2 separate regions of the Homo sapiens genome follow, and region 1 is linked to region 2. A link is a loop called in an ENCODE intact Hi-C map of the cell type or tissue named here. Cell type or tissue: heart right ventricle. All regions are shown on one strand. Links, peaks and the distances in the headings refer to the core of each region. The heading gives the core; the rest is flanking DNA. Region 1 overlaps LINC02762 (long intergenic non-protein coding RNA 2762). Region 2 has its middle 27 kb from the start of LINC02763.

Region 1 (10,531 bases), core at 1,531-9,530, 130 kb after region 2:
AAAAGAACAAAGCTAGAGGCATCACACTATCTGACTTCAAACTATACTACAAGACTACAGAAAACAAAACAGCATGATACTGGTACCAAAACAGATATATAGACCAATGGAACAGAATAGAGGCCTCAGAAATAACACCACACATCTACAATCATCTTATCTTTGACAAACCTGACAAAATAAGCAACAGGGAAAGGATTCTCTATTTACTAAATGGGGTTGGGAAAACTGGCTAGCCATAGTATGGCTATGTAGAAAGTATGGCCTATGTAGAAAGCTGAAACTAGATCCCTTCCTTACACTGTATAAAACATTAACTCAAGATGGATTAAAGACTTAAATGTAAAACCTAAAACCATAAAAACCCTAGAAGAAAACCTAGGCAATACCATTCAGGACATAGGCATGGACAAAGACTTCATGACTGAAACACAAAAAACAATGGCAACAAAAGCCAAAATAGACAAATGGGATCTAATTAAACTAAAGAGCTTCTGCGCAGCAAAAGAAACTGTCATCACAAAGACAAAAACCACATGATTATCTCAATAGATGCAGAAAAAGCCTTTGACAAAATTCAACAACGCTTCATGCTAAAAACTCTCAATAAATTAGGTATTGATGGGACGTATTTCAAAATAATAAGAGCTATCTATGACAAACCCACAGCCAATATCATACTGAATGGGCAAAAACTGGAAGCATTCCCTTTGAAAACTGGCACAAGACAGGGATGCCCTCTCTCACCACTCCTATTCAACATAGTGTTGGAAGTTCTGGCCAGGGCAATTAGGCAGGAGAAGGAAATAAAGGGTATTCAATTAGGAAAAGAGGAAGTCAAACTGTCCCTGTTTGCAGACGACATGACTGTATATGTAGAAAACCCCATTGTCTCAGCCCAAAATCTCCTTAAGCTGATAAGCAACATCAGCAAAGTTTCAGGATATAAAATCAATGTACAAAAATCACAAGCATTCTTATACACCAACAACAGACAAACAGAGAGCCAAATCATGAGTGAACTCCCATTCACAATTGCTTCAAAGAGAATAAAATACCTAAGAATCCAACTTACAAGGGATGTGAAGGACCTCTTCAAGGAGAACTACAAACCACTGCTCAAGGAAATAAAAGAGGATACAAACAAATGGAAGAACATTCCATGCTCATGGGTAGGAAGAATCAATATCATGAAAATGGCCATACTGCCCAAGGTAATTTACAGATTCAATGCCATCCCCATCAAGCTACCAATGACTTTCTTCACAGAATTGGAAAAAACTACTTTAAAGTTCATATGGAACCAAAAAAGAGCCCGCATCGCCAAGTCAATCCTAAGCCAAAAGAACAAAGCTGGAGGCATCACACTACCTGACTTCAAACTATACTACAAGGCTACAGTAACCAAAACAGCATGGTACTGGTACCAAAACAGAGATATAGATCAATGGAACAGAACAGAGCCCTCAGAAATAATGCCGCATATCTACAACTATCTGATCTTTGACAAACCTGACAAAAACAAGCAATGGGGAAAGGATTCCCTATTTAATAAATGGTGCTGGGAAAACTGGCTAGCCATATGTAGAAAACTGAAACTGGATCCCTTCCTTACACCTTATACAAAAATCAATTCAAGATGGATTAAAGACTTAAACGTTAGACCTAAAACCATAAAAACCCTAGAAGAAAACCTAGGCATTACCATTCAGGACATAGGCATGGGCAAGGACTTCATGTCTAAAACACCAAAAGCAATGGCATCAAAAGACAAAATTGACAAATGGGATCTAATTAAACTAAAGAGCTTCTGCACAGCAAAAGAAACTACCATCAGAGTGAACAGGCAACCTACAAAATGGGAGAAAATTTTCACAACCTACTCATCTGACAAAGGGCTAATATCCAGAATCTACAATGAACTCAAACAAATTTACAAGAAAAAAAAAACAACCCCATCAAAAAGTGGGCGAAGGATATGAACAGACACTTCTCAAAAGAAGACATTTATGCAGCCAAAAAACACATGAAAAAATGCTCATCATCACTGCCCATCAGAGAAATGCAAATCAAAACCACAATGAGATACCATCTCACACCAGTTAGAATGGCAATCATTAAAAAGTCAGGAAACAACAGGTGCTGGAGAGGATGTGGAGAAATAGGAACACTTTTACACTGTTGGTGGGACTGTAAACTAGTTCAACCATTGTGGAAGTCAGTGTGGCGATTCCTCAGGGATCTAGAACTGGAAATACCATTTGACCCAGCCATCCCATTACTGGGTATATACCCAAAGGACTATAAATCATGCTGCTATAAAGACACAGGCACACATATGTTTATTGCGGCATTATTCACAATAGCAAAGACTTGGAACCAACCCAAATGTCCAACAATGATAGACTGGATTAAGAAAATGTGGCACATATACACCCATGGAATACTATGCAGCCATAAAAAATGATGAGTTCATGTCCTTTGTAGGGACATGGATGAAATTGGAAATCATCATTCTCAGTAAACTATCGCAAGAACAAAAAACCAAACACCGCATATTCTCACTCATAGGTGGGAACTGAACAATGAGATCACATGGACACAGGAAGGGGAATATCACACTCTGGGGACTGCTGTGGGGTAGGGGGAGGGGGGAGGGATAGCATCGGGAGATATACCTAATGCTAGATGACGAGTTAGTGGGTGCAGCGCACCAGCATGGCACATGTATACATATGTAACTAACCTGCACAATGTGCACATGTACCCTAAAACTTAAAGTATAATAAAAAAAATTAAAAAAAAAAAAAAGAAACTATCATCAGAGTGAACAGGCAGCCTACAGAATGGGAGAAAATTTTTGCAGTCTACCCGTCTTACAAAGGGCTAATATCCAGAATCTACAAAGAACTTAAACAAATTTACAAGAAAAAAGCAAACAACTCCATCAAAAAGTGGGCAAAGGATATGACCAGACACTTCTCAAAGAAGCCATCTATGCAGCCAACAGACATACGAAAAAATGCTCATCATCACTGATCATCAGAGAAATGCAAATCAAAACCACAATGAGGTACCATCTCACGCCAGTTAGAATAGCAATCATTAAAAAGTCAGGAAACAACAGATGCTGGAGAGGATGTGGAGAAACAGGAATGCTTTTACACTGTTGGTGGGAGTGTAAATTAGTTCAACCATTGTGAGAGACAGTGTGGTGATTCCTCAAGGATCTAGAACTAGAAATACCATTTGACCCAGCCATCCCATTACTGAGTATATACCCAAAGGATTATAAGTCATGCTACTATAAAGACACATGCACATGTATGTTTATTGTGGCACTATTCACAATAGCAAAGACTTGGAACCAACCCAAATGTCCATCAATGATAGACTGGATTAAGAAAATGTGGCACATATACACCATGGAATACTATGCAGCCATGAAAACGGATGAGTTCATGTCCTTTGCAGGGACATGGATAAAGCTGGAAACCATCTTTCTAAGCAAACTATCACAAGGACAGAAAACCAAACACCACATGTTCTCATTCATAGGTGGGAGTTGAACAAGGAAAACACATGGACACAGGGCAGGGAACATCACACACTGGGGCCTGTCAGGGGGGCTGGGGCCTGGGGGAGGGATAGCATTAGGAGAAATACCTAATGTAAATGACGAGTTGATGGGTGCAGCAAACCAATATGGCACATGTATACCTATGTAACAAACCTGCACGTTGTGCACATGTACCCTAGAACTTAAAGTATAATTTTTAAAAAGTGAGTACAATTCGCTAAGATACTTTGAGAGAAAGATCACATTCACGTAACTTTTATTACAGTATATTGATATAATTTTTTATTTTTATTATTTATTTATTTATTGTTAGTTACTATTGTTAGTCTCTTACTTGCCTAATTTATAAGCTAAAATTTATCATAGATATGTATGTATAGGGAAAAAAAACATTAAATATATAGGGTTTGCTACTATCCACGGTTTCACACTCCACTGGGGGTCTTGGAACACGTCCCTCTTGGAGAAGGGGGAATGACTCTATTATGGTCAGAGCATTCTCTCTATTGCAATAGTCCCTTCCTATCCCACCCCTTGAAATAATCCTTCCCATAAAATCCATTCTAAGTCCGGATTTGTTTATTTGACAATGGCCATGGATGACTCTAAGGAGCTCTTAGACTCAACAACTGTCTTCTAAAACTGATCTCCAGTCCTGGAAAGTGCCATGAGCCAAGCATCTGAGGGCAGGTAATACGGCCACACTTTAGTAAAGACATTTGTCAGGGCACTGCCACCGCCAGATGCTGTGATGACACCCATGGATGAATGCTAATTATCCTTTCTTTCACCTTTCTGTTTGCATCTTTGAAGTCCTGGCGTCAGATTCAAAGTCCTGGGTGGGAGTGCGTAATTGGACTGGCTCAAGTCCCATGCTTGTGTCCTGAGGTCAGGAGCCAGGACACAGAGAACCTCCCCCAAGTTGGTTTCTGAGGACAGAGGCAGGGCCCTGCCTCCCAGCAATATTACACGCAATGGGGAAGACAGCTTGATGTTAGGACATCCAAGGAAAACCAATAAATGTCTGCTATCTTTCTACCTAGATCCTAGATTTTTGTTTGTTTGTTTGCAGGGGCGAGGGGATGATTGTTGCTGTTTAAAAAGACTCCAAAACTTGCTGTCTCCATCAATAATGTTGGTATAAAGTCCACAAATAATGATGTGTGGCTAAGGCTTCACAGAGCAGTGTACGGTTTCACAGACGATACATCTCTCAAACTCCCATCCTCAAATTGCCCCCTGCCCACACCTTCGGCTTTGATTAATCAACCCAGATGCTGAGGCAAGAAGGGTTCTTCTTGCTGCCCTACATGGTCTCCAGCTCCTGACACTCTCCCCCTAAGCCTGAGCCACTTATCACTGAAGAGGATCCTGGGCCCCATGTGACAGGAGGAAGTGAAGGCGTCAGCATTAACCTGCTACCTGATTTTGCTGGGGCCTCTGCCAAATGCCTGTGGGGAGCTGCAATAAATTGTTGTGCAACATGCCAACGTAACAGCTGGTGACCAGCCATTAGGGTAATCCACTGAGCATGGGAATTTCAAAAACCTCTCAGCACACACAGAAAATGAGAGTTATTGCAAAACCAGGTGTTCCCGTCTAATTGCAGGAAGTGGTTTGAAATGTTAATCTGCTCCCACAAACAGCATTTTGCATGTGAGGAGTGTGGAAGAAAGACTCCCAGCCAAGGCTTAATAGAGGAGAGCAAATACTTTGTTCCCTCATTTATTTAATCCTTTGAGGTTGTTTCCAAGCTTTTGAGTCATAGAATCACAGAGAAATGTGGCTGGAATTGACCTTGAGGGCATCAGCTCTGTGCCCTGCCTTAGTGCACAGCAGTCAAACTGTGCCAACCTGGTCCTCCGCAAGGCGAGCCTATACTTCCTAGAAACCTGCCCCAATCTGCCTCTCGGATGACCTAGCAGCCAGACATGCCTCCCGTTAACCCAGGGACCGTCATTTTTGCAGTATCAGCCAAATGTACCTGTTGTGGGAAGCACTCAAACCTAGCCATTAAGAGAGAACTTCAGAGACAGACACAACTGGCTTTAACTTCTTGCTCTGTCCTTGCTGGCTGTGTGACTTGGGCAAGTTTCTTCACCTCTCTGAGTTTCTCGAAGCCTCCATTTCTCCATCTTTTGAAACAGGGATAATGAATCTACCTCACAAAGAGAGGTTAGGATTAGCTCAGGTAATGTACGTAAAGCACTGAGCAAAGTCTGTGGTCATGGCAAGGACACAGTAAAATAGCTCTTATTATTATTTCATTGGATTAGCTAACTTCATTCATTTTCAGAAATCAAGGGATCTTCCTCGTGGCTACATACTTAAAGACAGCACAACTTTCCCACGAATCAATGCCTTCATCCTTTCCTCTCCAGGCTCTGTTACTGATGTTTAGGGCTTGCTGTCACTCGGCCTTTGCTGCTGCTTCCAGTTGATCTGCCATGGGTTTGCAACCCCATTCTTTGCCCCCACCTTCATAATCTGCTCTATCCTGTTTCTCGGGACCTGGGATGCTCTTTCTGCCCTCTCTGCCCTCCCAGACCTACGTATCTTCAAAGCCCAGCTCAAGTCCTGCCTTTTCCACAAAACTTCTTCTGGCTGCCCCAGCTTGTTCATTCAACAGCACATGCTGACTGAGTATTGGCACTAGGCCAGGCCTGTGCGTCCCTGCGGCTTGGGTGGAATGTGGACAGGACATACTCCATTCAGCCCTACCGAGCACTCCTTTCCCTGAACCACAGTGGCACATTACAGTTTATTCCCACCCATGTTCATGGCTGATGTGCACATTATTCTTGCCTTTTGGATGCTTAATTCTTTAAATAAATGATGCAAGGCAATGCTGTGGAAGAAAGGACACACACTGTGAGATCAAAGAGTCCTAGGTACGAATCCTAGCTCTGCCTCTTGCTGGCTGTGTGACCCTGGCGTGTACTTGGGCTCACTACAGGAAAAGATGTGGTATCCATGCAGAACCAATGCCCTGTCACAGTGTGAGGACCACTGGCTCCTGCTGGAACAAGGTGCAGACACTGTCTGACATCTTAGCATCATTGTCCCTTAGCTTTTGTCATTGTAGATCTGAAGAATACCCCAGCCACTCCAGACTGGATGCCAGGCAATGACTTCTCTCTCTCCTCGAAATCTATGCACAATATACAAGGAATAATGCCAGAGTCTTCTTTTTTCTAATCAGTTCACAAAATGGTTGAGCCAGCTTTTCTGCAGTTTTTTCCCCTTCTCTGCAAAGTTGTTTATGAACATATTTTTTAATTGTCTGAGAAACATATAACTTGTTATTCCAAAGCTAGGTTACTATAACTCTGACTTCTGCTTGGAGGAAGAAATTAGGAGAGAGCAAAATAAACTCCGAGTGCCCTTTCAAACAAATTCCACTGTTTCTGTGCAATATTATTTGAGCATCCTCAGAACAGTGAGAATGTGGCAGAGCCCTGCAAATCTCCCCCGGCCACAAGTGTACTCCCTCAGGATCTGCCATCTACCCAAATCACTTAGACACAGTAAAGGACAAAAGGACCTCCAGCCCCGCTTGTCATTGCCTCTTTGCCCCATGTTCTCTATTTGTGGCTTGCAGGGTGCTTTGGGGTAATGGCAATAAAATATACGATGAATTGATTTGCCTTCAATCCGAGAGTCTTTGTTCTATTTCCACTCTGAGTCTGACCAAAAAATGCACTTGAGTTCATTGAAAGGTGAGTAGACAAAGCAGATCACCCCCAAAATCCACCAAAATGATAATTTTTTTTTTAATTTTTTTGAGACACAGTCTCACTCTCTCACCCAGGCCAGAGTGCAGTGGTGCAATCTCAGCTCACTGTAACCTCCACATCCTAGGTTCAAGCAATTCTCCTGTCTCAGCTTCCCAAGTAGCTAGGCGTACAAGCACACGCCACCACACCTGGCTAATTTTTGTATTTTTATTAGAGACGGGGTTTTACTATGTTGGACAGGCTGGTCTTGAACTGGAATAGTTATATATAACTATTGAAGAAGAAATACAAGAAAGTATTCTAACATGGAAAGTAAAAAGACAAAAATTATATGAGGGAAAAAATTAGAGACACAGAAGATTAATTAGAGCCTATATCTATCTCATAGAAGTCGAGACAGAGAGAAAGAACCAAGAGAAAGGAAGGGAGAAAAGAATAAAATAAATATTTCAAGTCTCTATGCCAAAAGGCCCACCAAGTACTAAGCAGGATGATTCTCAAAAGACTCATACTTAGACATAAATATCCTCATGCGGTTTCAGTACATGGAAAAGGGAAAGTTTCTAAAACCACTGCAGGAAGCAATTTACCTACAAAAGATTGATAATCTTCTCAACGACAATTCTGGATGCTAGGAGACAGTGAAGTAATTCCTACAAAATTTTGAGTTAACTTATTTTGAACCCAGAAGCCACCCAAGGAAGAGGACAAAAATAAAGATATTTTCAGACCTGCCAAGACCCAGAAATTTTACCTGAAAAAAAAAGTTGCCTCAGGATATGCTCCAGAAAAGAAAACAAACAAAAAGGAAGCTTTGGAAATAAACAAGCACCAATCAAATGAGAACAAGCAAAGGCTATTTATTCAGAGCTTGCTCTAGCAAGAGAGTCAGCCACCATCCATTGCATTTTGGCAGAGACTCAAAAACAAGCAGAAAAATGGGAAAGCTGTATAGTGGAAAAAAGGAAAGGTTTCAGGTATGCCCTGACTGGAGGCTGTTGGCATGGGGAGGTTGCAGGTGGACTAACTAGAAGCTCGGCATCCCATAGGATTGATTACAGGTGCATATACAGCTCTCTCTGGTTGGTCCCAAATTGGAAGCAGAGACAAAAATTAGGGATGCTGTCAGATATTAATCAAGTCCTGGCTGTTGGAGGCCCATTGTTTCTGAGGTTATTGTTAGGCCTCTTGGGCTGGGTGCTGGAGACAGTGGTCTGACTTACTATCCATCTGACTTATAGATAATAAGCAGGCTTCTTGGGCTGGTTACTGTAGATAATGTTTTGGTTTCCTGGGATGGTTGCTGCAGCCTGTGAGTCAGTGTTTTGTTTTTTAATATGGTTTGGCTATTATCCATTTATTTATTCAGTCCCTCAAACCTAAGAAAGAAAGATATGGGACCTAGCAAATGGTAGAACTAAGGAGTGCATCAGAAAAGTTCAGGATGACACAGCTAGAAAGTCTGTTCCAAATTGGCCACTTTCCAAATAGAATGATTAAGAAGTTGGAAATTCTTAGTAACATGGTGAAGGCATGTCAACCAGAAAACAGACACACGCAATTATAAATTCCAGAATAAGACTCGTGTTCCAGATTGAAAATGAGTTATTATATTGAAGAATTGTTAGCATACAGCAAGATTCTGTTTACCTTGATGCTTGGAACAACCTCTTTTGAAGAGCAAAGATTACATCTGGACATAGGATTACATCTCCTCCATAAAGACAAACACTCTTCTGGTTCTGCAGCAAATAATCTTTACAAAATCACACTATTGTTAAAGCCATGTATTGATTTTCAATTTTCAGCATCAACTTACATATAAACAAAGCAAGAAAGGGTCTAGTTTTGGGTACAATATGAAATGTAAATGTTCTACACTTTGACAACATAAAAGTAAAGTTAGCGCTGACCAATATTGGGGGGAAGAGAAAGGAGGCAACATGGAGTTAATTTCCTTACATTACATGATAGAGAAACAAGACATACTAAGTTAATGAATCAAAGAATGATGGTTTAGGCACCTTGTTTTAAATTATAGAGGAAATACATAGAAGAATAAAAATATAACAAAAATTGGCAGGCAGAAGTTGGGGAGATACATGCCTCATCTATCATAGAGAGGAGTCAATAGCTACTACTTCATATTGATGAATCAAGAAATGCAAATATAAGCATATTATTTGAGTTATGAACAAAACCACCACCAATGCTTTCTCCCCTCAAGAAAGTTGAGTGAAGAACAGGACTAGCAATGGAGGTGAAGAGGAAGACTTATGTTTTATTTCATACCTTTCTGTACTATTTTAATGATTTTTCCCCAGGCGCATGTACTTAATATTCTTTTCTTTCTTTTAACTTTAAAAGAAGTCAGGATTCAGAGACAGCACTCCAGCACTCCCACAAAGTGAACTCATTTTTCTCTGTGCCCCAAAACAGCTTGGCTTTATCGTTTGACTTGGCCTCACCAAGTTTGTGTTTTCAGCTGCACTTTCTCAGACCTGCATTCTTGGGGACGTAGAAGAGACATTTAATGCATTTTTATTGCATAGATGAGAAGATAGTAATTCCTTCCTTGAATAAACATATTCAGAGCACATACCATGTGCACTGGAACACTGGGCACTGGAGACACCGAAGTGAACAAAACAAAGTCCCTGCCCTCATGGAAAGTGTTTATATTCTTGTGGGCAAGACAGACACCAAGCAAGGAAAACCTGCCCTTCCTTCACCTGCTGAGAGAAAAGCTAGAAAAACCCACGTCCACATCTCTGTTACCAGCTGCAAGACCCTGAGCCAATGACTAAACCTCTCGGAGCTTTTGTGTCCCCATCTGTAAATTGCAGATGACTGCCTTTCCGGGTCATCAGAAGAGTAAACATGGTTCCAGGCTCCCATTTTGAGTTACACAGACACAAATTGGAATTTTTAATAAACTAGAAAGGAAATATAAAATCAAGTTTCAACACTCTTTGGGTAAGAGCTTATAATAATATAAATATCAAACTATTTCTGGGTTAGTTGAGAGAAGTATAGATTGTGAGTCGTTTGGTGTTGATGACTTAGGAAAATCAGCAGGATGAATCTTCATTCAAGTTAGACTCTATTTCCCAAAGTAGGTTTGGTGAAACACTTGTAGCAAGGGCTCTATAGCTAAACAAACAGTAGGAGCACAGCCTATGATAGCCCTCTCTTAGAAAGTCACAATGCACAT
Region 2 (10,531 bases), core at 1,612-9,611:
CAGAAGAAATTATTCAAAATACAGTATAAAACAGAGTTCCAGAAGGAGGAGGAAGAGAAAATAAGGGAGTGATAATATATGAAATGATCATGGTGGACAATTTTCCAGAATTAATGAAAGGCATCAATGCACAGATTCAAGAAGCCAAACGAATCCCAAAAAGAGTGAATAAAAATAATGTACACCCAACCCCAACATATATAAATTGAAGAACACAGAGAAAAAAATTGTTTTAATTCTAAAAGATAGATTACTTCAACATAGCAGTAGTTGCACTAATAGCCAACTTCTTAGCAGCAACGACAACAGCCAGGAGCCAAAACAGTATCTCCAACGTTCCAATGTACTGAAAGGAAACAACTGCCAATCAGAAATTCTATTCCTGGCCTCTATATCTATATCTATATCTATATCTATATCTATATCTATATCTATATCTATATCTATCTATAGATATATATAGGGGATATTTTATATATATAATATGTAATTTATATATAATTATATAAAATATAATTTTATATACCATATATTAATAACATGTTACATATTAATCATATAAGTCCTGTTATATATAATTAATATATACTAAAATTATATATATATAATTTTTTCAAAAATGAGAGTGAAATAAAGACATTTTCAGACCAACAATATCTGACAATTCACTATCAGCAGACCCTAGCCAATGGGAATTCTAAAGGATGTACTTCAGGTAGAAAGTAATCCTATATAAGTCTGAGATAAAAGAAGAAATAAGGAACTAAGAACATAGTGAATATTTGGATAAATCTAAATATTGGCTATATAAAACAGTTTTATTAAATGCTTCAAGGCATAAGAAGCAAAGAACTAAAATGTATGACAACAGTAATGTATAAGCCAGGAAAACTTAAAATAATCTAAGGTGCTTGTATTTACCAGAGGGAGACTTAAAAAATCAATTTCCTTCAGACTTTGATAAGTTAAGTACACACATAGTAATTTTTCAGGTAACCACCAAATGAATAGAAACAGAATAAATATTTCCAAACTGGCCAAAAAAAATTGAAATGATTATCTAAAATACTCCTTAAGTCCAAATAAACGCAATAAAGTAATGTAAAAGAAACAGAAAAGGTTGAACAAATGGAAACCACAAAATAAGGTGGTAGATTTAAAATGAAAACATATGGGCAACTGCCTTAAATCTAAATGAACTGAACACTCAAATAAAAAAACAAAGATCGTCATGCTGGATTAAATAAAAACCATGTCATATCATTCCAATAGGAAGCACGTCAAAACCATAAGGATACAGAAAGTGAAAGTAAAAGTTCGTATTTATATAGGTATTTGCTTAATAATTATTCAATAAACTGAACATATGTATTTTATGCATTTTTAATTATTTGTGTTTTTTTAATTGACAAATGAAAATTGTATTTATGGTGTACAACATGATGTTTTGATGTGTATATACATTTTGGAATGTCTACATCAGACTAATTAACACATATATAATCTCACTTTTGTGATGAAAACATTTAAAAATCTACTCTCTTAGTAATTTTCTGGTATACAATACATTTTTACATGTTTTATATCACAATGAAAACTTTTTAAAGTACACGTTTCAATGTTTCTAATACTTAAAAGTAATTGGTAACATAATTTAAAATAGAATATGTCTTCCAAGTCACTGAATAATATCAAAAGACATAAAACACATTCCATATAGCTTTAGATAGAAAACAAAGAAAAAGCAAAGAAGCATAAAAATGAGAAGCATAAAATAGGTGGCAAATAAAAAAATAAATCAATCACTAAATAAATATAAAGAGTTTAACTACCCTAATAAAACTATTCTCCAATTGTGCAACAAACTCAAATCTTACAATAGCTTGACTGTGAGAAATAGACATAAAGCAAAATAGCAAAAAATGGTGTGAAATAAAAGAATGAATAACGATTTTTCAGGCAAATGCGAAATAGTACAGCACAGAGTGGCAATGTTAAATTCTGGAAAGGTTTTATTCAAGCAAAATGCATTCAACGAAACATAAAATGTCACTTTACATTTATAAAAGTTATAATCCACAATGAAAATATACTATTCACAAATTTTTATATGTCAAATAACTCAGCAAATAAAAGCAAAAATTGTTGGAAACACATGGGAAAATTGATATATATAATTGTCATGGAACACTAAGCCACCCACTCTTTCTTGATAGATTAAGAAAAGAAAAATAAGTAAAGATATAGAGGATTTGAAGAATAAAATTAATGGAATTGAATTAATAAAAATACATCAAACAATGTACCCTACAATCACTAAATACACCTTCTTTTCATGTGCTCATGAAACATTTACAAAAGTTGATACTGAGCTACAAAGAAAGCTTCATAAGTTCCTAAATGCATACATTGTATAAGCAACATTCCCTGACAACATAACAAAACTAGTAATTCATAACAAAAGTTTTTAGGTGGAAAATATGGAAATTTAAACACTTCCTAAATTAAATATCCCAAAGAGAAAAAATCCAAAGTAAATAGAGATACACAGATTTATGTATAAAGTGTTATTTGTATCAGTGGAAAATTTGAACTTGCTTAAAACTTGACAGCAGAGATATGGTCAAAAAATATTATAGTGCGTCTATTAGGCAGTTGATAGGAAGTTTTTCTAAGAATTTTAATATGAGAAAAACTCATGCTATAATATTAAATAATATTAATTGGTTAAATATTTAATTTTAATGTTAAATATTTAATGGTTTAAAAATAATATATTTAAAATACCATAATAATTATTATAGATAACATCAAATATATGTACATATATGTGTGACACAGAATAGAGCCTAGAAGGAAACACAGTAAGATCCTGATCCAGTAGATATTGGTGGGTTAGAGCAGCCATCCCCAACCTTTTTGGCACCAGGGACCGGTTACATGAAGACAATTTTTCCACAGACCAAGGGTGCGGGGGATGGTTTCAGGGTGGAACTGTTCCACCTCAGATCATCAGGCATTAGTTTGACTCTCATAAGGAGCACACAACCTAGATCCCTCATACGTGCAGTTCATAATAGGGTTCTTGCTCCTATGAGAATCTAATGCCACCGTTGATCTGACAGGTGGAGCTCAGGTGGTAATGCTCACTGGACAGCCATTCATCTCCTGCTGTGCCGCCATGGCCCGAGGACTGGGGATCCCTGGGTTTGAGAATTACAGATGATTTCTGCTTGTATACTTGCTCCATTTTCTATTATAAATATGTATAACTTTTATAATTATATAAAATGATTGTGTAATTATTTTATATAGGATGTATTTTATATGTAGGGGGTATGATTGTGATAAAACAAAAGAAATAAAAGAGACTGGACCAAGAAAAGGGTGAATCTGCCGATGTTATTACTTGTGCATAACATTGGTGGGGGGAAATGAAGACACTCATTTCAAAGGTTAGTCATAAAGTTTACATGAAATAGCAATGTAAAGCATTTTGTCCACTGGCAAATTTAAAAATAGCTGGCTATCACTATTATCTGCTCCTTCATATTTTTTATCTCATTAGCTTACTGTTCTGCATTCTAGGTGAATCCCTCAGTATAATCTTTTGATTCACTAATTCTCTCTTCAACTTATTCAAAATATTTTTTATTCATGGGCTTTCTATTTAATTCTTTTTTATAGTGGTTTGTATTTCATTTCTGCCTTTCTGTTTTAAATATCCTTGTACTTTTAGTGGTTAGTATATCATTCTTTATTTCTTTAAAGATCATAAGTAGACTTATTTTAAAATCATTTTCACATTGCTCTAATAGTCTCATTTTATCTAAAGTGATCTCACTGACCATGTGTTTTTGTTGTTGGCTGTGTCTCCATATCGCTCTCCCTTGTGTGTTTTAGAATTTTTGTTTGCAGGCTCATTTTCAGAGGAAGCTTTTTCTTTCTTTCCCTTGTACTCACTTGCTCACTCTTATTCTTGCTCTATAACTTCCTCCCACTCTTGAAATATTTCAGGTGCCCTCCAGCCAGACTGTAGGGCCCCTAGAACAGAATCCATCATCTATCGATCATTCTTGACCTGCCATGTTACTGGGATCACAGGTCCTGGCACTGCCCTAGTATGTGGCTTCTTTCAGAGTCTAGCTGCAAGACTGTATCTGCTTCCTTCAACTTCACTTGTCTTGCAACTCACTGTGAGGCCCTGGGGTGGTGGTCCAGCCCACAGACTGGGGAGCCATACACCTTGGTGTTAACCCTTGCTCTGTACTTACTCGCTGTCTGGTTTAAGGCAATAAACATAACAATCTTTCTTTGTCTTATCTCTAAAATGATGATAGTAATTGAATCTACCTCATAGCACTGTGAGAATTAAGAACATTAATCCAAACAAGAAGCTTAGAATACTGCATGACACATAGCAAATGCTCAATATGTATTAGATCAAATTCCAACAAGCTGGCCCTGGCAACAACTCCTTTTGGCCCCTTTCCCAGACAGGAAAACCCTACCCTAGCCCCTTCCTATAAGCAGCAAACCAAACTCTAGTCTACTCTCTTTTGTGGGAGCACTGTGTCTCCCTTTACCCGCCAAGAAATGAACTCTTGGCTGCCTAAACCTGCTACTAGTCCTGGAGCCCAGTGGACCTCCAGCAGCAGCCATGTGACTGTTTTGTGTGTGTTTCTGTACCATTTCTAGCCACAGAAGTTGTACTTTGTTTTTGAGCATGGCTACTTCTTCTACATTGTCTCTTTTCTACTTGTATCTATCACCTTAGAATGGAAAGGAGTTTGACTGTGGCTAGACTCCTGCAATGGATTTGCGGTGCCATTTTGACTCTTCTGCAGACTCTGATGTTGGCCCCACTGAGCCGTGCTGCCTGACCCAGCACAATATCACTCCCTCCGATGACATAGGAGCAGATCTTCCAGAGGAGGTGAATCAAGGTTTTTCTCCTCTAATTAGGGACTTTTTTAAGCTGACAGGTTTGACTCTGGTCGATGATAGCTGATCCAACACAAGCTCAGCTAATTAGACACATTTCATCCTGAAGAAAAAGGTTTCTGTCTCCATTCCCTGCCTTCCCACCCAACTTCTGTCAGGGTCCTATCTGAGCCCCTTCAGAGAAGTTGGAACCAGTGTGATGTAGTGTTGGGGCATCCCAAACTGACTGACCATCAGCCATCTCTGTTTCTAAAAATACAACACCCCAAGCTCTCTCCCCCTAAGTTATGAATCAGTAGGCCTGGAATGGGACCTGAATTTTTCTTTAAGTTCAAAATCTAAATGGCCCACTACATACCTATTAGAATGGCTAAAATCAGTAAGACTGACCATACCAAGTGTTGTGGGGATGTAGAGCAACTGGAACCAGCACACATTGCTGACAGGAATGTAAAAGTTAAACATACAGCTACTATATGACCTATCCATGTCACGCCCAGGTATTTACACAAGAGAAATGAAAATGAAAGCACAAAAAGTTGTACATGAATGTTCATGGCAGCTTTACTTGTAGTGGTCCAAAACTGCAAACAACCCAAATATCCAACAACAGGTGAATGATTAATCGAATAGAGACAGAGCCATACAATGGACTCGATACAACTCAGCAATAAGAACGAATGAACATGTAACAGCATGGATGAATCTCAAAATAATTATGCTGACTAAAAGAAGCCAGATTCCTCCCCACAAACAACTATATATTATAGTTTATATGAAACTCGAGAAAATGCAAACTTAACCAGTAGTGACAAAAAGCAGATCATTTGTTGCCTGGGGAGAGAGTGGGGCAGTACGGAGCAGCGGGGGGAGAGATAACAAAGGGGAACAGTGAAACTTTGGTGGGTGACAGGTGAGTTCATTATCTTGATGGTGGTGACAGTTTCCCAGGTATATATCTATGTCAAAACATATCAAATTCCACATATTTTAAATATGTGCAGTTTATTATATATCAATTTTTAAAGATCTAAATGGCCTGCCAGGGAGGCGTTGGCCTGATCTTAATGAGAAGCCACTGGACTGAAGTCATCCACCATGCATCACCTCATGCACCACCCCCATCTCCCTCCAGGTGGCACCAATCCCAGTTGTGTGCTTTAAGCTCCACCATGGTTGGCCTCAAGTGACCCTTGAATTAGCTATTTAGACAAAGATTTAAAACAAACATAGACTTAAAAATAAATTTACACTATATATATATTTTGAGATAGGATCTTGCTGTGTGCCCAGGCTGGAGCGCAGTGGAACAATCATGGTTCACTGTAGCCTTGACCTCCTGGGCTCAAGCTATCCTCCTGCCCCAGCCTCCAGAGTAGCTGGGACTACAGGCAGGTGCCACCATGCCAGGTTAGTTTTTATGTTTCTTTGGTAGAGACAGGGTCTTGCTATGTTGCCCAGGCTACTCTTGAACTCCTGGGTTCAAGTGATCTGCCCATGTAGGCCTCTCAAAGCACTGGGATTATAGGCATGAGCCGCTGCACCTGGCCTGATTTTGGCTTTCTCTTTTAACTCCTTGACATAGGTAGCTGGTAACCAAGTACTTTGGAGAAAATAATCTCTTGCACCCACAGCATTTATTAACCACCTACAGGGAGAGCACAGGGCTAGGTTTGCTGGAGTAGAGGGGCCAAGGGGAAGGAGACTAAGTAAAAGTGATAATAGCACAACTCTGCCCCCAGAGGTCATGTATCATAATGGCTAGGAGTTTGGGCTCAGCATTCCAACAGCTAAATCAGTATCTTGGTGGCAGTAAGAAAAACGGCACATTAAAGAACTGAATTTTTCACTTTTCAAATAGTTAGATTGTATCAAATGGACACACAGAAATTGGCCCCAAAACCTAAATTAGTGTGATATTCTCTAGGAGAATAAATAGAATAGTAGGCTGGGTGCAGTGGCTCACGCCCATAATCCCAACACATTGGGAGGCCAAGGCAGGAGGATTGCTTAAGCCCAGGAGTTCAAGACCAGCCTGAGCAATATAGGGAAACCTCATCTCTACTAAAAATAAAAAAAAATTAGCCACATGCCTATAGTCCCAGCTACTCTGGAGGCCGAGATGGGAGGATCACTTGAGCCTGGGAGGATGAGGCTGCGGTGAGCCATGATTGCACTCTAGCCTGGGTGACAGAGATTCTATGTCAAAAAAAAAAAAAAAGATTAAATGAAACTATAATATCATCCTGCAGACTAAAGCCCACTGCCTGGTTGGGGCTGGGGGTATGAAGAGGCCCCTTCACAGGGAGACTATAGAAGAAAGTACATGGAGGGCATTTGATGTGAGAGAGAGGAAGCTGCAGAGAGTAGGCCTGAGAGAAGCCTTGTGTATTTACACAGGAGAGACGCATGATCAGATAGATGTTCCTGAAAAATAAATGGAGAAGATGGATTGGATTGGGGTGAGACTGAATTCCAGAAGATGATTATGATGCTTTTGCAATCAGCCAAAACAGTTGATGAAGCACTGACCCTCAGGGAAGAAAAATTAATCATGTGGAAATGAAAAACAACTTAATGTGATTAGCTTTTCTGGATTCCTTTTAAGGGACAAATGGAAATTAAATTCATCAGATATTTTAGTTAAAAACAAGTAACAAATTGTATTCAATAAATACAGAGATATTTTAAGTATACTTAAAACTGAAAATATGATCAATTCAGGAAGAAGGAGCAGGAAGCGGAGGAGGAATAAGACAGAGGATAGGAAACAGATAAAAAGGAAGTAAGCTGCTAAAAGAAGATCACAAAGAGGAAAAGTCAAATCATAGAAATTGGAATTGTTCCTAGGAGTAATAAGGGAGTAAGGTATTAAAAGTTTTTAAGCAGAGAAATGACATGGGCTGTGTTTTGGTTCCATCAGTCTGTTGCTTATGCAGAAGATATATTTGAAGGAACAAGACCAGAGGTAGGGATAGCACCACGCTAGCACCACGGGCAGATAAAAGAAGATGAGAATTTGAACCAAAACATTGAGATTAAGAATGGAGAGAAGGATGTAGGCTTGAAAACTGTTCAGAAGATAAATTTGATAGGACTTGATGATATATTGAGTAAGGAATATACTAACCTGTCAATCATAGTACCTGCTATGCTAGCTTCCCCTGTGACAGATAAATGTCCAGTCTAGACCATTCAGGGGCAAACTGGAGTGGTCATATTTCATCTCACGTTAACCTCTCCTCCTGTTACAGGTGCTTGGAGTGGAATGGGAACCTGATGTAAGGGAAGCTGACAAGTACCCTGCAATGTGACCTAGATCCCAGAGACCCAAAAGATTGAACATACAGAAAACAGTCTATGAAGAGGAGGAGAAGAGGCCCAAATGAGATCAAGTTGAGGCTATGTGAAGGAGGAAGTAGGGTTGGAATCATGAGAGGCCATACCAAGCCAAAGTTATGAAGATAATCTATGATGTAGGGAAAGATACAGGATGTGGGAAAATAATAAGAAAAATAATGTCAGGGGTGAATATGGCAGAGATGTTGGAGTCACATCAATGGCCAGGAAGCTCCACAAACTGCAAGTCCTGAGGTTTCTTGAGCTGTCTTGGGTCTACTTGTACTTTTTATGAGGCCTGATTCACTGCCATTAGACCTCTGTCTTCCTTTCTGCCCAAATAGGCTCCTGTTACTTGGGCTAAATTGACCATGCCTCTGTTCCTGGGCAATCTAAAAATATAACTAGATTATGGAGGGTGAGAAGAAAGAGGATTCAATAATGGATGACTCCCAGGTTTCTAGCTTGGATGAACAGGCAAATACAATTCATCAATTGCAACAGAAAATCCAAGAGCAGCACCAAGATTAGAAAGACGGATGACATGTTTATCCTTGGGCATCTTGAATTTGAGATGACTGTAGGCCTTTCAGTTAGCGACGGCAAGCAGAGTTTGCTTTAGAGTTGAAATTTGGGCAAGAGGTCTGGAGATTGCCCAAAGGCAATGGATGGAGGATGGAGATTTCATTCACATCAGCATTTGGTTAGTAACTAAAATGGTGATTGCGGATGAGGTCAACCACAAGTGTGTACAGTGAGAAATGCAGAGGTCTCAGGTTGAAACCCTAGGGGAACACCAATATTTCAGTGGCAGATGGAAAAGGGGAGTCCCAAATGAGTCACAGAAGGATTGTTTGGAGATATAGAGGTATACAGGGGGCACTGGGAAAACACAGCATACAGAGGCCAAAAGAATCGATAGTTTCCAGGAGGACACAATACAAAGTATCAAATGCAATAGGGAAGTTCATGAGGCAAAAACTAAAGAGAGTCCCCTGTGTTTGGAAATCAAGAAACTATAGAAAAAGTACTTTCAATTAAGAGGTAAGGATGGAAGATTGAAATAAATTGCAGCAAGTTCAGGGCTTCCAAAATGTCACAGGAAGGGCTAATGATCAAAGTAGCAGAACCAGTATCTTAAGAGACCTCCTCCTTTATAAACTCTAAACTAGAGGGGGAAATGTGTGTATGTTTCAAAAAACAAGATTACATTTTTCTGTGAAAATGGAGTTGAACTGCAGTGGACTAGAGTCATGAGGTCAACAGGGCAACAGGACCATAAATGTGGCTGCTGAGATTTTAATCCTATGGAAGAATAGAAACCAAACACACCTAAAAGGCAGCAGAGAACTAGAGGCTGACTGCCTTCCTGCATAAAGCTAAGAACTAGGACTGAGTTCCTCATCTAATGGTGGACGCTTGTATTGTGGTTGAAATGAGTTACATTTTTCATATAAAGTAGGTAATGAGGGGAAAAAAGTTTAAAAACTAAAAGGATAGAAACAGTCATGCCAACTATCAGTTAAACACAGCTGTTTAAACGTGTAAATAGATCTCTTCTCGCTCCCAGTACACCACTGAAATGAGAATAAAGAATTACAAGTGCTATAAACCCACATGGACAAAGAGAATGGAAGGTGAGTGATAACACTAGCTGATGGATGATAAGGAGAAGGGGTGGTATTCACAGACCTGAGAACGCTGAGTAGCAAGTGTGTGCCAGTGCCAAACCATGGGACAGGACACTGGATGTCTCCATGCTCTATAGCACCATGAGCTACAGAGGGCAGGGGTGGACCTGGGGGATGGAAAAGATGAACTAAAAGTGAAAAAGTAGATCCCGGAGTACCTCTTGCAAAGCTGAGCAACAACCCTTTCTCAATCCAGCAGGAGATAGGTGGTTCATTCTGTGGTTACACTAACCAAAAAGGCTCCATATTGAAGGAGACCAGGCCAACAAAAGAGTGACAGACAGATGCCTAATGAAAATCAGGATTTGAGGAAAGTGAGACTCGCAGCCTCCTTTCATTTCTTAGCTCCAAGTTATAATCCTATGTGAATAGATTCCAAATTGGTAGATTATTCTCCGGGGAAGCTGAATGTCCCAAGAGAACAGACCTACAGACATGGATATTTGTGGGTTTCTAAATAAACCAGCAAGTTCCCTGCTCGACCACCTCACAGTGAAGCACCACCCATAATGGAGATCCAAGTGCCTTGCTCTTAAATAGGAAAGGTCAACCAAGGA

The links. A loop is a pair of places that touch in the nucleus more often than their neighbours do. Peaks named below come from ENCODE experiments on the same cell type or tissue, not always from the same donor. Only the 100,000 strongest peaks of a DNase experiment are listed, where the experiment ranks them.
Region 1: it touches region 2 in a loop (2.1-fold over the local background); 3 of 110 quality-filtered maps call a loop at or near these places.

What each region holds. Positions count from the first base shown.
Region 1 is chr11:112,316,542-112,327,072 of GRCh38, reverse strand. The region is part of intron 2 of LINC02762 (long intergenic non-protein coding RNA 2762); the gene reads right to left. Among named protein-coding and RNA genes, the nearest start is that of LINC02762, 51 kb to the right of the region's middle. In heart right ventricle, for the core only: no CTCF peak of the experiment used is centred there; a DNase peak (open chromatin) is centred at 6,222; H3K27ac peaks cover 1,263 bases.
Region 2 is chr11:112,449,950-112,460,480 of GRCh38, reverse strand. No RefSeq gene overlaps it. Among named protein-coding and RNA genes, the nearest start is that of LINC02763, 27 kb to the left of the region's middle. In heart right ventricle, for the core only: a CTCF peak has its summit at 6,072 (motif pointing right); no DNase peak of the experiment used is centred there.